Regions from separate parts of the Homo sapiens genome. Here region 2 is linked to region 1. Evidence: chromatin loops called from intact Hi-C (ENCODE). Cell type or tissue: breast epithelium. All regions are shown on one strand. Links, peaks and the distances in the headings refer to the core of each region. The heading gives the core; the rest is flanking DNA.

Region 1 (8,343 bases), core at 83-8,082:
GGGGGGGCGGAGTGGGATGTGAAGAACTTGAACCTTGAAGATTCACACATGATCAGAAGGAAGTGGCATAAACAAAGACTGTTCTGGGGCCAGCAAAGAGTTTATTTGGGTTGATTTGACAGTTTGGAGATAAAGGTCTATGGGGCCCAGTTTGTCAAGGACTATGCTCTCTCTGTAAGGTTTTTGTCCTTTCAAAGCAAATTCTGTGATATGAGAGGCCAGGCATCCATTTATCAAAAGATTCCCTTGCAAATATTGTCACTGTGATCCACCTGTCAAGCAAAAAGCCAGGGCACATAAGAAGGCGCACTTTTCTCTTTTGTCAGTAAGGTTGAGTGGCTCAATATGCATTCCTCGAAAAGTATATTAGAAGAACTTTCTATGTCTGGGAGCATTTACTTTTGATTAATTTTAATACCGCAAACCTCAAAATAGGAGGAGGTTGCCCTTGGGATGCTCTTGTGCCTTTAAGCTTCATATCAAAATATGGAACATAGCCTGTGATTTCCATGAAGCTGAAGGCAGCTTAAGGCTGAGATACTCAGAAAGGTGACTTGTTGGCAGAATTGATCACATTGTCAGGTAGATGGAGCAATATATGAAGTAAAAATCATTTGTCATTTATTAGTGGGGAGACTTTGGAGCAAGTCACCTCTTCTTCCTATTACCCAGTGGCTGCATTTGTAAAATTAGGGTGTCACACTGATCATCAGTAAAAAATCAAATATTTCTAAGTCTTTTTCTTAGGCAGCAAAAGCCCTTTAAGTCAATCAACCCAATGCAGAATCCCAATATATAAAGGAAATAAAAGCAGGGTGGAGGATCCTGCTGAGGCCTCAGAGTACTCTGCCTTTTGCCCTACCCTGAGAGTGGGGCAGAGATGGACAACTGGGCCTCTGTGGGTCTGGTGTCCAAGCTGATGAACTTCAGGACTGCTGAGATTCCTCATATTTCAGACATGCTACAATCCTGTAACAGTGTAAATTACCATGACACAGAGGGCTTGGAGGTTTCAATTTTTCCATTAACTTGATTGAAAAGTTTTAGAAAATAAAGTCATCTTCCATGGGCCTCTCTGTTAAAAATTTGCTTAATATTTATTTATACAATGGTTTTTCCCAGACATATTTCACTTGAATATACTAGAGCTCAAACACCAAGTGCCCTTTGAAGAAGGGCATTGAAATACAACAGATTGTATGTATGTTGGAGATATTCAGCTAGGAAGCTATCTTTATTAGAAATGATACTGAAGTGTTTGCAGTAAAAGTCTTGTCTGGCATTGGAACAGAGGTGAGGAAACTTAAAGGAATAGGTTCTCTGAGCTGTAGAAGAGGCTTCCTCTGGAGCTGGTTGACCCTTGTCTATTGATGATCCTCCAAGTGAGAGTAGCTGTGGTCATACAGAAGGGCAAATGCTCCATTCCTAAGGAATTTGAGGAAATAGGAAAGCAGCTGAAAGATGCTGATATCCTAACCCTTCAAAAGTATCCCTGTCCATTCCTGCTGTGTTAGAGCAGTTAATACTAAGTTGGAGAAGATAATGCCTTAAAATAAGGGCTTTGCAAGCCTCCTAGTATTGTTATCCTCCAGCAGCCAACCTTAACTGGAGAAGAAAGTCAAGGCCTTGACTGTCTCTAATGCTACCAAAACCTTGGACCACACTCTAAGCAGGACGATTATGCACAAACCGCAGAATTAATGCATCATAGGCTTAGAAATCATATCCTATACCCAGTCACCAACTACTATCTAAGAATATCTGTGGCCAGGTGGCATGCTCCATCTCAGAGAAGCAGGTGTACAGGCCAGAGGATTCCCATGAGCTTCTTGAGCCACTCAAACTTCACCTTAGTGGCTGGGAAGCCCTGGAGCTAGCAAGGGGACGTGGTTGTCTCCTCTGTAACTCATTTACAGTCATGTATTCAATAACTAGGTTTTATCCGGAAGATTTTATCTTCAGAAAGTCTCAGATTCATCAATAATTCCGTGAGAGTTACACTTGAAATTCTATGATAATTTCAAATTCTATGCTAATATTGTATTACTATGCTAATATTTCTATGCATCTAAATCTAAATGCACATTATTATACACTTTTTGAAAGTAAAACAAAGAAACAAGCCCTGACAAACAGAGAAGTCAATGGCAAGTTGAATTTTGTATGGTGACTTTACCAGAAAAGATAGCTAATTATTCCTGCTGTGTAGGGTTATTCTAATTCAAACTCTAATACTTTGAAAAGTCCCTTAACCTCTCCAATCCTCAGTTTCCTCTTCTGTAACATAGATTTAATAAAATTTACTTTGCAGAATGGTTGTGAGAAGCAGAATGTATATATTTTTTACCTTCTTAGAATGGTAGTGGCTTATTATAACTAATAACTAGTAACTTTATTATTGTCACTTTTAGTTTCTATTTGCCAATCAAATGATTCTGTTGATCAATTGTGTCTGAACCATGAAGCCATTAAACACAAACTACTTATTTAAACTTGTCTGAAACACTTACCCTGCCAACGATTGGAGATTAGACAAGCTATGTCCATACCTAGAGCACGTGAGCTATGGTCCGTGGTCAACTGTCTAATGATATGTTGACATTCTGTAAATGGGAAGTATGGATTCATTATAAACCTTAAAGGAATACTAAATAAGTTACCATAATAGTTTAAGTTACTACTAGTACATGGTTTAGTCTTTTTGAAGGCAATTCTTATATAGTTCAGTTCAGACCAATTTCTCAAACACACAGGATTAATATTAAATAAACACATTGACAAAGTAATGTTAGGGAAGACACTCCAGACTTGCTAGCTTAGTGCTAATGTGGACAAAGCTTAAATGGCTAATTCTACCTAGAAAGAAAGGTTTGAAGAGCTATCTCCTCTCTATTCTTTTGACTAAGGCTATGCTGTTTTTCTTAGCTCATGTGAAAAAAAAATACTCAGAAAAAGATTGCTAGGTATTTCTTTCCTTTGGTGTATTTTTTTTCAGCCAAAGTGTAAGACCTTGCTTAGATGACTAGCAATTAAGGAATTTTTGTGGTTTATTTCCTGATCTAACTGCTTACTTCTGAAGAAAGCAATTCTGACAAGCTTCAGTTAACCTGGATCTTACCAAAACCATAGTGCCAAAAACATTTTTGAAAGATTCAGATAGAAAAGCCAGGCTGGAACTTTAACAATAAAACGCTTCTTAAGGTTCTGTTTCCTAGGTCACATGGATGTTTTTTCCCCCTTGGATACTGATTTTGTAGAAAATAATATATTTTTCTGTGCATTAACTTCATGTTTTAATAACATTGGAGACCTGCAGCTGAACAAGAAGTGAGGCAAATAGTCAAATCAATGATGATTATTCTTACAATAATACTTTGAATTAATAAAGCCTTTACTTAGAAATATTTCAACACTTTTTTTTATAAATTTTACCTCTTTTCTCTGTAAGCATTAGTTGAATATGGATTTGAATTTTAAGTCTCTTTCAAGAATTGTTATAAGGAAGAAAAGAACTTTTAAAATCCACTTTCTGGGAGAAACTCAAAGATGTCACATTCAGTGTCAAGATGTAGAATTGCATCCTCCTGATTACCGGTAAATGCTGAGTAGTGCTAGCATCAGGGGGGCATGAATCAGCAGCTCAAGTGTGCCCCCAAGGATTAGATATTTTCATGTCTCTGTCTGCCATCTGTGGTGTTGACTTCATCTGATGAGGCTTTACTTAATGTTGCAAAATGACTGCCAGCAACCGCTAGGGCTGTTTGCTGTCTGGTTGGCCCAGTAGGTGCACATGATCATTTTTGCTCCAGTATTCTCTGCAGCTGTCCTGAGGTTCACTCTGATGGTACTGGCTTAGTTGTGGCTTTGGGAGGCCCATGGACTGTGTCTGTTGGCCAGGAAAACACAGCCAGGCTCCATATCTGGAGCCCTGAGCATATGGTCCAACAGGCGAGGATACATTCCTCTGGAGTTGCTGATAGTCAGATAAAACCTAGACTGAAACACAGAAATGTCCATGATATTGGTCACCAATTCACAAAGCTATGCTTTGGGAAAATACTGTTGATGGTAAAAGTCCGGTGAGAGTGGAGCCGGTGAGTAGAGACAAGAGGGTAGAGATACTAAGGACTTTTGAGCAGGAATATGACAAAGCAAAATGGCAATTTAGGCATTTAGGAATGGTAATGATAATGACAGTAATATCTTGCGGGACTAGTGCTTAATATTCTCCAAAGCACTTTCGCTTACTTGAGAGCTCTGGATCCTTTTGTAAGGTAGAAGGGGCAGGGCATATACCTATTTTGCAGATGAAATAGGGGTCCAGAGAAATTATTTACAGCTAATAAAAGAGCAAGGATGATGATTCAATCCTCTTAACTTTTTGTATAGTTCTCTTTTAACTATATTATCATGTATGATACAAATTATTATATTAACTACACCAAAGAAGATTACTGATATAGTAATTATTCACAGAATATTTAGTGAATGATTATAATGTACCAGGAATTATGTTTGTTGTTGGGGCTGAAGGACTTTACTAAGAGGTAACACCACATAGCCAAATTATTGATCATCAGCTAAATAAAAGCACAGAGTGATACAAGATTAATGTAGTCTTGAAAGAGGTGGAGGTCCAGTTAGGGAAGTTTCCTGGAGTAAGAGCATCTCAACTAAAACCTTCAAGACAAATAGGGGTAAGGCAGATTCACAATAGAAGACCAAGAGTGTAGCAAGAGCAAAGCTTTCCAACAGGAAACAGCATGTACAAGGGTCCTGGGGCGAAAGCATGCGATGTAGAAAAACTGCACAAAGTTCAATACGGCTGGAGCACCAAGTGCCATTGGTTGAGTCATAGAGACGAAAGAGGTTGGAGAGATGGGCTGTGGCCACACCATAAAGTGCCTTGAATGCTTTAGTTTTTTACTCTGAGGGAATGAGGGAACATGGAAAATGTTTTACAAAAGTCACTCAGCTTAGAGAATGGAAAATGGGTGAGAATAGCGGGAGGAAATGGGACAAGAAGCCTATTATGACTGTTTCAGTCAACAAGGAGTGAGGTAATGATGGCTCAGACTAAGGTAGTGTCAAAGGAAGGGAAATAAGTATGTACATGGGTTTTTGAGGTATTAAGATTGCAAACATACAAAATATTATTTTACTTCAAAGAAATAAGTAATGTCTATTCAGAACACTTAGTTTTATCTTTTCGTTCAAGGTTCACTTAAAATTTTTTTTCATTGAATTTTCTTTATTCAGCAAACATTTATTGAAGCAACTTCAACAAGCCAGATATTCTAATACTCCAAGTGCTGGCATTCTTGACATCTAAGTTGTTTAGAATACATTTGCTTCTTTCAGGCATATCACAAATTGGTCAGTTTCAGCCTTATTATACTTTATTTTGGAACTGTTCTGAATTAATTTTATTTTGAGTGTAAGACAGTTGTGAGATAACACTTTTTTTGCACATATTCCTAAGCTAAAAAAACATTATTTTTCTAATGATACCTGGGAGAAAGTCAAAGACATGTCTTGAACAAATCACTTTACCACTTGATATATAACTGTAAAAATCACTACAAAAATTACTCGCACTGCATTTTGTGGGGCTTGCTGAAATTTCAAAATTAGGACAATTCTATATCCAACAGATGCAAATGAGAAAAGGTATTTAGCTCCTGCAGGGAATAAAAGGATGTAGGCAAACATGCAGTATTTGTTTACTAATTAATTCAGCTAAATTTTGATGAAGTCCAATGTTTGAAAACACTCTATTTATTTATGGAATTAAAAGTCCATACGCTCCTCCATTATCAGCAGGCTGGGCACATTCTTCACCCAGGTATCAGCTCCTCTAGTAATCTCTAAGCTGTTGTGGCGCTTTACAACTCTGGCTGATAAAGGCAATTCTAATTTAGTGCACACGTTAATTATCAGTAATATTAAATAAATATATTGGAGCTATTTACATGTGTCATTCGTAGTTGCTGTATGCTAAGGAAAATGATTATAATTGTTCTTATTAGTTATCGTATTTCATGTTTCTGCAATGAAATTCTTTTTTGGGGGGGTTGTTTTGGGGAATATCTTAGTGAGGAAAAAGGGCTTAAAATATAAAATGTTCACAAGGCACTGAATAGGCTTTTTAATTCATTAGTCATATTTTATTGAAAAATTCCTTTGTGTTATTTGTTTCTGAGCACATGTAAACCAGGTTAAAAAGCAGCAGCCAGTCAATCTTCCTTAGTAATAACTGGGAAAAGAAATTATAATAGAGAATAAAAAACAGAATACCTGTGAGATTTGAGAAAGTTTAGATTTCTCTTTATTTTTGTACACAGTTCTGTTAGGAGTTGAATATGAAAACATGAAGCATACCTTTTGTTGCCTGAACATTACCCAACTGGAATCCAACTCATAGTAACCCTGCAGGATAATTTGTTTCCATAGCATCTTTTCCTAAGCTGAAAGCATTTCACTCTACCCCATATTGAATAAAAACTTATATTTCTAATATGTGGATTACCTGTCTGCTGTAGACACCTGATTAATTTTCAAAGTTGATTCAGTATTCTAAACTTTGCTATGACAATAAGAACTGCCAGATGTTCACTTGAATTGATTTATATAGAATGATGCCTCAGTTATTTAGTGCAATTGTGGGAATCAAATATTTCAAAAAATGGATTATTTCCAAATAGCTGAAGTTCAAATCTTTAAATCGTTTTCATCCTGAGCACTATGTATCATCCAAAGCTCAAGTCAACATTGCCTTTTTTGAAAATCCTTCCCTAATCTCTCTACCAGCCCCAGTTAGAGTTTATGCTCCCTTTCTTTGTACTGCCACACCATTTTGTATTGTAAGCTCCTGTTCTACTTATCTGTCCTTATCAGCCTCCTTCCTTCTCCCTCGCCCTACTAAATCACTGAAAGTTGGAACTCTGTCATACATTAATACTTCCAGTGCCTTATGCCACGTCTCATATACAGTAGATAGATTTTCACCACGTACTTGAAGCTATTTGAAAATAGAACATACACTTTCCTTTAAATAAAGTTTATTTAAAAATAATAATCAAAGTTTGATCACTTATGTTTATCATTATGGTCCAGAGGTCCATACACCTTCCAAATGTATATCTACTCATCTCACTGCTGTTCGTCTCATGGTTGAGCTGCCTAGGGTTTGTGTTCCCTTTAATGAGTTTCTAGAATGAGGTGAGTTCTTGGTGTCAGATCTCTAGAGCTGTTGCAAAATGCTTTGGGGTCCTTTGAGCTGACTCCAGACATCAGGGTGTCTGCCCCTCCATTCTTTAATTGACCTTTCACTCTCTTCCATTTCCAATGACCCTCCTCATCTCTTTTCCCTTTAGTTTTGGCAATTGTTGGCTATTAAACCAAGTGCCATGGTTTTCAAAGCAATCACTATCTTTTTTTTTTCCCAGGACATAAGCCAACTCATCCCAACACACCTTATGACATCTTTTTGGCTAGTGTCGTTACTGAACTCTAGATTTAATCACATTCTGAATGCCTAAACTGAATATTTAATGTGTCCAGAAAGCTGCTTTCTAGAAGATTGAGGTATTAAAATAATTGATTCCCATTTCGAATGACTCAAAATTTGTTTTGTGTCGAAAAAAAAAAACCCTCTAGAAATGTAATTTTAACTTAGCAAGCAAAAACCAGAATATGTACAGGTATTACATTTATTTCAAGTAATTCTATAAAATTTTTTACTTTAAATTACTTTATGGTAAGATTCTTCATCCATTTCCTTTAAATTTTTCCTAGACTCTTACTAGTCTTTTAGTATCACATGACTCTTACTTTAGGACATGCTTCTTTCTTTCTTTCTTTCTTTCTTTTTTTATGAGACGGAGTCTCGCTCTGTTGCCCAGGCTGGAGTGCATCGGTATGATCTTCGCTCACTGCAAGCTCCGCCCCCCTAGTTCACGCCATTCTCCGGCCTCAGCCTCCCGAGTAGCTGGGACTACAGGTGCCCACCACCACACCCGGCTAATTTTTTGTATTTTTAGTAGAGACGGGGTTTTACCGTGTTAGTCAGGATGGTCTCGATCTCCTGACCTTGTGATCTGCCCACCTCAGCCTCCCAAAGGACGTGCTTCTTTCTGAGAGCTAACCTAGATACTTTCTACAGTGATTTTTGTCTCTTTTTTGCTGCACCATTTCCAGTGAAGGCACAGGTTTTTCACTTACTGACATAGTCCATCTCTTGAAAGAATTGGTGACTACTCTAGAATTTATGTTTTTCCCTTAATTGTTGCTCCTTTCCAAGATGCACATTAGAGCAGCATTTCTCAAAATGTGATCCATTGG
Region 2 (8,343 bases), core at 236-8,235, 70 kb before region 1:
TGCCGATTATAAACCTCTGACCTTCAACAGCACCCTCTTCTTGACTGCTTCTGAATCTGGTGTTTTAGCAACTAAATATCAGAGATGTTGTTAAGTGAGTATTTTGGGGTTTTGGCTTCATGTTTGGTCCAAGACATTATGAAAGGATAAGGGATTCTATGGTTATTATTTTAACTATATTCTATGGCTATTATTTTTGCAATAAAAATACAACTACCACTGTCCCAACTTTACCACTCCCCACTAAAGATCAGCACCAAAAGGGCTTCTGGGGTTTCCAGGCAACAGGTTTATCAAAGATACCATCAATTTTAAACTTTAATTAATGTCTTCCTCTTTATTATTATTATTGTATATATATTTTTTTACAAAGTCCATAAGAATTTCATGGCTGCAGTCTCCTAGAGGAGTTCTTATGATTCATCCAGCCTGAAAGAGTGCCTCCTTATGAGGTCAAGGCTTTCAGAGCTGTATGCAGCCTGTCACCTGGACCTCCTGGCCCTGCCCCATTTCAGGTGGGTCACTGCATGAACTGCAGGTATTGAGAGGATCTTTGCTTTTCTACTTTAGCTGCTCCATGGACATAATCCCCCATCCCCGCTTTACATTTTCATTCTTTTACATCCATTGCCTGAATGTCAGATGCAGAACCAGGGATCAGAGAGGAATGAAGTCCTTCTCCCCCAATATCTTCCTCCTACTGGGATATCATTAAGAGCCAATGAAGGAAATACATCTCAATAACCTTGAACTCTCTGAAAATCATGGGGTTAAGGGAATTTAACAGGGGTGACTACTGGTTTCTCTGGAACTCTTCCCGCTTCGAGCTTCTAGAATGTGGGCTGAATAAAACATGTGGCTTTGCCTGCAATTGCAGGGAGTCCAGAGCCACAAGCTTCAAGCTCTGGAAAGAGCCATTGGCCTGGGATATTGGTTGTTGTTAAAATGTTAAGTGAAACAGGCAGTTTAACATGCAGCAATGAGTTTCACTTACATAAAGAGGAATATGTATAGATAAAAGATCTGAATTCAGTAAATTAAAGTATTCACAGCTGCATTGTAAGATTATAGTTGATAGTTTTCTTTGTTTTCCTGCACTTCCCAGCCCACAAAGAGCATGTGTTATTTTTATCAATAGAGTTTTAGCCTTTAAGAAGAAATAACGTAAGGGTAGGAATTGTGCTTCTTTCATTTCACTGTTGTGGTTAATGACTTCTATGGTGGACACCTGGCCCAGCACCTGGGTAATCTAGCATTTATTTCAGTGCTTCTTGGGACAGTTGAAACAGTGGTGACTAAGTGCCAGGAATGATACTAGGCGCTTTACATAGGTTATTTTTAAGTCATACTATCAAGGTAGGTACTATCCCCACCTTAATCTTGTAGACAAAGAACTTGAGGCATACAGATTAAGTAACTTATCCTAAATTACCCAGCTAGTAAGAGTCCAGGCTAAGTTTTGAGCCCATGTCTATCTGGTTCAAAATGGTTTCAAAATGGGCTTTCACTATTTCCAGCATGACTACCTGATTCCTAGTCTTAGAGCTTTATCTCTTGTCTCTGCATGTAAAACTCGGGTCTGTTTTTACCCGTGTCACTGGGTTGATTCACCCCTAAAAAAGCATTCCTCTTGCTGGGATAGTTTGGTGTTGTCATGAAGAGGCCCCCTCCCAAATTGAAAGCTGTGTGGCAGCCGGCCTTCAGCCTGAACTCAGACTTGCTTTCATTTACTCATTCACTTCCCTTTTGTTGTGAATGTTCCCACTCACAGGCCATGGGTACACCCAGACAGAGTGAGGGTGTGGTCACCAGGAGATCACTGGTGTCCCGCAGTAGGAGTGAAGCGGCGGGGACACAGCACCCTCAGGCTTCTGCTGGTAGTGGCTCAGGCAACCCTCACCTGACCCTTCTGCCCTCAGGCTGTGGGAAGGCTGGAGCCTGACCTAGATTTTAGGGAAAAAAGAATTGAGGGCTTTCTGAGGTGAGGGTGGAGGTGAGGCAGGGCAGATAAGGCGTCTTCTCTTTAAGAGGGAAGTAAAGACTCAAATAATGAAAGGAATCAATTTAGAGTAAGTTCTTCATGTTTTAGCTTGGCTGGAGGCATTCTGGTTAATCAACTATTCTTAACAAGGGTGGTGGTGTGTGCTATACGTGGCTGAACGCTTTTCCAGGGATTATAAACACAATTAAGTATGGGTAAAATCCAAACTTCACTAAATTTAATTAAATTTTTCTTTGATGATTCGTAAGACCTTCAGGATCCTGTAGTGCCTCAGGGTCACCATTAGGTTTATCATCATCCTTGATGAGGTGGGGCAGCTGAATAAAAGCAACAGATTTAAAATTACAGATCGCACTCCCACCCTGCCTACTTGGGTGGTATTGGACAGGTGACTTTGACCTCTGGAGCCTCAGAGTCTCTTCCAAAATAAGGGTGGCAGCATTACCTCATAGGGTTGTCATAGCAGAAAACTATGTGCATGAAGAATATTGTCCTTATCATCATTACTATTAAGCTACAAGGACATCAAACTGCCAGCTGATACAATGTCTTTTTTTTTTATTTTAAGCATGTTTCAAAGCCATTTACTTTGGTCTCCTTTTAAGGAAAATGACTTCCCCAGCAGCAGGAATTGCTGAGAAAGTGATATTTAGTCAAGTGCTAAGAAGAGTGCTATAAAACATTGTTTAACCTGCAGAAGCAGTATAAGTCTGTTGTTAAAAAAAAAAAAAAACACTAAAGAAAAACATGCTTTCTAAAAAGTTCACTTCTACTCTAATTGTTTCAATCTTCTCCAGAGGTAAGCCTTTCATAATTCAGTGTGTACATGAGATTTAAATTATACTGTTCATTATTGTTCTGTGACTTTGCTTTTTTTTTTTTTCAATTGACAACTTAGCTTGGGGATCTTTTTATTCTTTCTGAGAGCTGCATCTGCATAGTCTTTCATAAGATGGATGAATTTCATCTTGCTTATCTATTGCTCTGTTGATGGACAAACTGCCAGCTGATACTAATGATAGACATTAGGCTATTTCTAGTTTTTCTATGGCAAACAATGCTGTAATGAACACAGAATGGCATTCATGCACTAACTCCATTGTAGCCACTCATTAATTGTTTATTAACCTCAGGCTGCCTTAACCCATACTTCCTAAAACATGTTCTTCTTGATCTGTAGGTCGCTCCAAAGAGACAGTATCAAACATGAACACAACAAGTGATTTTTAAAAACAGTCTGGTGATTTCTAATAAGTCTGTACACTTGTGCAACTATCACCACAACTCAGTTTTTAGAGCATTTCCATGACCTCAAAAAGTTCCCTTACACCTGTTTGCAGTCAATGTTCACCCCATGCAAGATCTAGGCAACTACCAATGTAATTTCTGTCTCTACAGTTTTTGCCGTATCTAGAAAGTTCATACAAATGGAATCACAATTTGTAAGACTATGTATTGTGTTTGGCTTCTTTTCCTTAGAAAAATGTTTTTTGAGGTTCAGTCAATTTGTTGGATGTATCAGTTATTGCTAAGCTGTGTTACGTTACAGAGATGTACCACATATTGTTTGTTCATTTGAATTATTTCCAGTGTAGGCCTATTTTCAGCTTATGCCTATTACGAATAATGATGCTACAAACATTTGTGTACAAGTTTTTATATGGGTAGGTACCTAGGAATGGAATTATGAGAGCTTGTAAGTATGTAATTAACTTTTAAAAAGAACTGCCAAACTTTTCCGAAGAGGTTGTTTCATTTTACATTACTACCAGCAATATATGTGAGTTCTAGTTTCTCTATACTCACTAACACTTGTTCTTGTCAATCTTTTTTATTTTAGTTTAGTTTATTTTTTGGAGATGGGATCTCTCTGTGCTGCCCAGGCTGAAGTGCAGTGGTGTGATGATAGCTCACTGCACCCTAAAACTCTTGGGCACAAGGGAGCCTCATACCTCAGCCTCCCCAGTAGCTGGGACTACAGGCACATGTCACCATGCCTGGCTAATTTTATTTTTATTTAAAAAGTTTTTTTTTTTGGAGAGACAGGATCTCACTATATTGCTCAGGCTGGTCTCAAACTCTTGGCTTCAAGTGAAACTCCTGCCTCAGCCTTTCAAAGTGCTGGAAATACAGGTATGAGTCACCGCACCTGGCCAGTCTTTATTAATTAATTAATTAATTAATTTGTTTATTTAGTTTTTGAGACAGAGTCTCACACTGTCACCCAGGCTGGAGTGCAGTAGTGCGATCTCTGTTCATTGCAACCTCCGCCTCCCAGGTTGTAGCAATTCTCCTGCCTCAGCCTCCCAAGTAGCTGGGATTCCAGGCGCTCACCACCACGCCTGGCTAATTTTTGTATTTTTGGTAGAGGTGGGGTTTTGCTATGTTGACCAGGCTGGTCTTGAACTCCTGACCTCAGGTGATCCACCTGTCTTGGCCTCCCAAAGTACTGGGATTACAGGCATGAGCCACCATGCCCGGCCCAGTCTTTTTTATTATAAATATGCTAGTGGTTGTGTAGTGGTAACACATTGTCATTTAAACAGGCATTTTCCTAATAACTATTGATATTGGCTACATTTTCATGTGCTTGTTAGCCATTCATATACATTCTATGGTGAAGTGCTTATTGAAATCTTTTGTCAATTTTTTGCTTGGCCCATTTGTCTTTTATTTCTGTGAGAGTTTTTAATATATTTTAATACAAACTGAGTATATATATATATATATATATATGCACATTTATACGTTACATTAAACACATTTATACATGTTACATATATAGATACATGATCTATAAATATATTCTTCCAATCTGTGGCTTGTTTCCTCATTTGCTTAGTGGCGAATTAGAAGAACAAAAGTAATTTTGATGAGGTATAAATTAGTCAATTCTTTCTTTTATGGATCATGCTTTGGGGGCTATATCTAAGAAATCTTTGCTTAACCTCAAGGTCACAAAGGATTTCTCTTCTATTTTCTTCATGATTGTTATGATTTCGAAGACTAGATGAAGCTAAAGTTCTCTATAGGCCCTCCTGAGGCTGAAATCAGAAGGACCATGGAATGAAATCTACAGAGTAGTTCTTCCCTACCTTTTCAGGGTAGTTTTCACAGCTTAGCTAGATTCTGTACGTACAAAATCAACCAAAGTTGCTCTTATTATTGACTCCTCAAAAATTTTTACTAAGAAAAAAATGTAAGATCATGTTTATTTAGGAGGATTAGGAAAGATTTCCTTTGAGAAGGTCATATTTATGTCCTAAACCATGAATAGAATGTTCTTCTCAGTGTGTTATTTTATCAAACAACTGTAGGGCGATTTCTCTCAGGCAGTAAAAAGGCATTTCCTATTTACCATGGTTTTGACATGCCATAGTTTCACTTGCTTCTCTTTATTCCCAACAACTCACTTTATTTCTCTAGGTAATAAGAGTATTATTTATTAGCCTTTAACAAGGTTCTGTGTGTGTATGTGTGTGTGTGTATGCACATGAGTGTGTGTTTGTGTGTGTACTCTAGATGTACATTGCTCCTGATTTTTGGAACTCTTGTTAGCCATTCATATACACTCTATGGTGAAGTGCTTATTGAAATCTTTTGTTCAATAAGCATCTCATTTATTCCAAACCTTCATTGATTATAGCATATACAGGTCCTCATTCTTTATTTGAAATTCTTAGGGCCAGATGTGTTTTAAAATTCATGGTGTTTTGACTTTAGAAAGATAGAACAGTGAATATGCTGAATTAATATAATATTCTCAGGGAGTCAAGATGACTAATATTCCATACTATGAACATATTAATCTTTTTAAACATCCTGAATATTTACAAGATCTGAAATAAATAAAGACTATAAATGAATTCACATCAGTTCAGATTGGATTTTGTAACATGGATTCAGGTCTGGTCAGTTTCTGGAGGCAAGTAAGTTATTTAAAAAAAAAAAAAATCTGTCCATTTAGAGCACTTTTGGATTTCCAAATTGAGAGTAAGGGCTTCTGGATTTGTGTTTCCTAATGCACTACACAAGCTACCTGTTGTAGTATATTGGGTTCCTCAGCCTTAGTGGACCACTGCTGGAGCTGTGAACGGTGTCATGTTCTAGAAGACATGGGGAAGCATAGACATTGGTGAGGCTTTCAGTCTGAGAGAGTTTTCTGAAAAAAACGTTTTGAAGAGAAATAATTTCCACTGTAAACAGTGCTGTGGTTTATCTTGTCCTCTTCTGGGGGAAGATTTTCTGCCATTTGAGATCAATATGTGCTTTTAAAAATAATTCCTTATCTCCTACTAATTCTAGTGTAGCATTTGCTTCATGTCACAGACTCTCAGACACAGATGCCTAATACATTTTTCTAGGGGTGCCTGGATTCCTGGCTTGGGGTGAAATTATATCTTATAAAATGGAATTGAGTCAAGCTGTGGTATATTTGAATCCCATAGAGAGCTAGATTATACGATCAATGGCAGCTCACAAACACATTTTAATCAGCAAGCAGTTTGGTGCTGACCCAACAGCACCTGTGCAAATCTTTGGCCCATGTTCCCAGGAAAAACAAGAGCTTCCTTGGTACCCACTACTTCTTTCCTCTTGAATAGGAAGAATCTTGTCATTTCATCTAATGGCACTCCAAGAAAAAATTACAGAAGCAATACATACTTATAAACAAGTAATACATATAAAATATTTATACAAGTAAATTATATGCAAAAGTTTATGTAAATATATAGAGTTAAAATGTAAAAGCCCCTCATTGCAACTTTCCCACGTCATCTCTGCTACCCTCTTCAGAGGTCACCAGTTAGGGTAACTTGCATGTGTTACTCTATGCCGTTTTCTTTGTAACCGTGTATGTGCCCACACACACATACATTCACACAGTTGTGTTTATAGGCAAGTGGGTCATAGTCTTCAAATTGTCCTGTCACTTGCGTTTTTTTAACCATCTACTGGAAACATCTTTCCTTGACACTGTTATCCTTTTGATGGCTGCAGAGCATTATCAGGAATGTATTTCACTCAGTCCCCAGTAAAAAACCCGTAGGCAATTTTTTTTAATTACACAGTATGCTTCAATGACCTTCCTTATTCATATTTTTTGCACACATGTATTTTCATAGAATAGATAGTAAAAAAAAATTTTGTTGTTTAAGAGCCCACTCCCAATAGTTGCTTTAGTAACTCCAAATTTCAGCATTTACCATGTCCTTCTTTTGCTTCTCCAGAAAAGCAGTTTGGGGGCATTGCTCATCTTTCCTGGAACATGAGTTTCTATTGGGGTGCAAATGGGGACAATAAAGAGGTTTATTTTTGTTTACAAATTTGGTATACTTCTGGTTTTGCCTGTTAGCTATTAACTTGATGTCATAGTCTTTTATTTCCTCTCATATATAGGACAGGTCAGATAAAATAAAACAAGAGTTTGCCTTTAGCTGTGTAAATTGTTGCAACCTTTTTCAGAGGGCCCTTGACAATATCTACTAAAATTTAAGATGTTCATGCCTTTTGACCCTACAGTTCTATTGCTACCTGGCATCATGGAAATTATTTTGAGACCTGAAAGATTTTGTTAAGATATGAATCTCAGCAGGTTTTAGAAACCTGTTTAAATAGTTCATTTCATGCAAATGCTGCAAAACACATATAAAACTAAATGTTTTAATTCATAGAATCACAAAATTTTAGAGCCCTAGAGTTTAAAGCTATAAGGACTTTTTGGTACTTTGAAAAATGAGGGGATTGGATTAGATGATCTCAAGTTTTTCCTTTAATTCTTAGCATTTTGTGGTCTGTTGTTCCCAGAGAAAAGATAATAGTAAAGGTAGAACGATGACAGTGATCCGTGTAGTACTAGTGGAGGAGCCTTTGCATTTAGGACAAGCCCCTTTATTGCTTTCATTCCTGAGGTAGAAATTTTCTCTTCATTCTTTATTATTGTATGGTCTTGATCTTTTATGTGTGCAAATATTTCCGGCAGCTTAGAGCATTCTTTGACGTGGCTTTATTTTCATAATTTTTACCGAGGAAGGTTAATTGGTGGAGACGTAACCAAACTAAGAAACAGGTTATCTTTCTGAGTATGAAGAGTGGCTGCTAGTTAACTTTTAATTGCACATGTGTAGTATTTTCTTATGGAGTAGATGTTACCTGATGTAATTGAAGACCGTTCAACATTTGTTCAATATTATAGGAGGTATAGCAGGAATTGTGGCTGCAGAGATAAATGAGGTGGAGTCCTTGTCCTTAAATAGGTCATATTTTGGACTTAAAAAAATCCAGTGACACTGGGGACAGAAGTAGGGTCAAAGGGTGAAACTCCATGGTGACAGCTTTTA

What was found. A loop is a pair of places that touch in the nucleus more often than their neighbours do. Peaks named below come from ENCODE experiments on the same cell type or tissue, not always from the same donor. Only the 100,000 strongest peaks of a DNase experiment are listed, where the experiment ranks them.
Region 2: a loop joins it to region 1, with 21 times the contacts of the local background. A loop is called at or near these places in 2 of 110 quality-filtered maps.

What each region holds. Positions count from the first base shown.
Region 1 is chr3:182,024,528-182,032,870 of GRCh38, forward strand. It overlaps LOC105374242 (a long non-coding RNA gene), which reads right to left and starts at 3,181. Exons shown (of 3, transcript XR_924755.2): 1 at 3,119-3,181; 2 at 2,511-2,603; 3 at 1,203-1,425. In breast epithelium, for the core only: no CTCF peak of the experiment used is centred there; no DNase peak of the experiment used is centred there.
Region 2 is chr3:181,954,494-181,962,836 of GRCh38, forward strand. All of the region lies in intron 2 of LINC01206 (long intergenic non-protein coding RNA 1206), which reads left to right. Among named protein-coding and RNA genes, the nearest start is that of LINC01206, 6.3 kb to the left of the region's middle. In breast epithelium, for the core only: no CTCF peak of the experiment used is centred there; no DNase peak of the experiment used is centred there.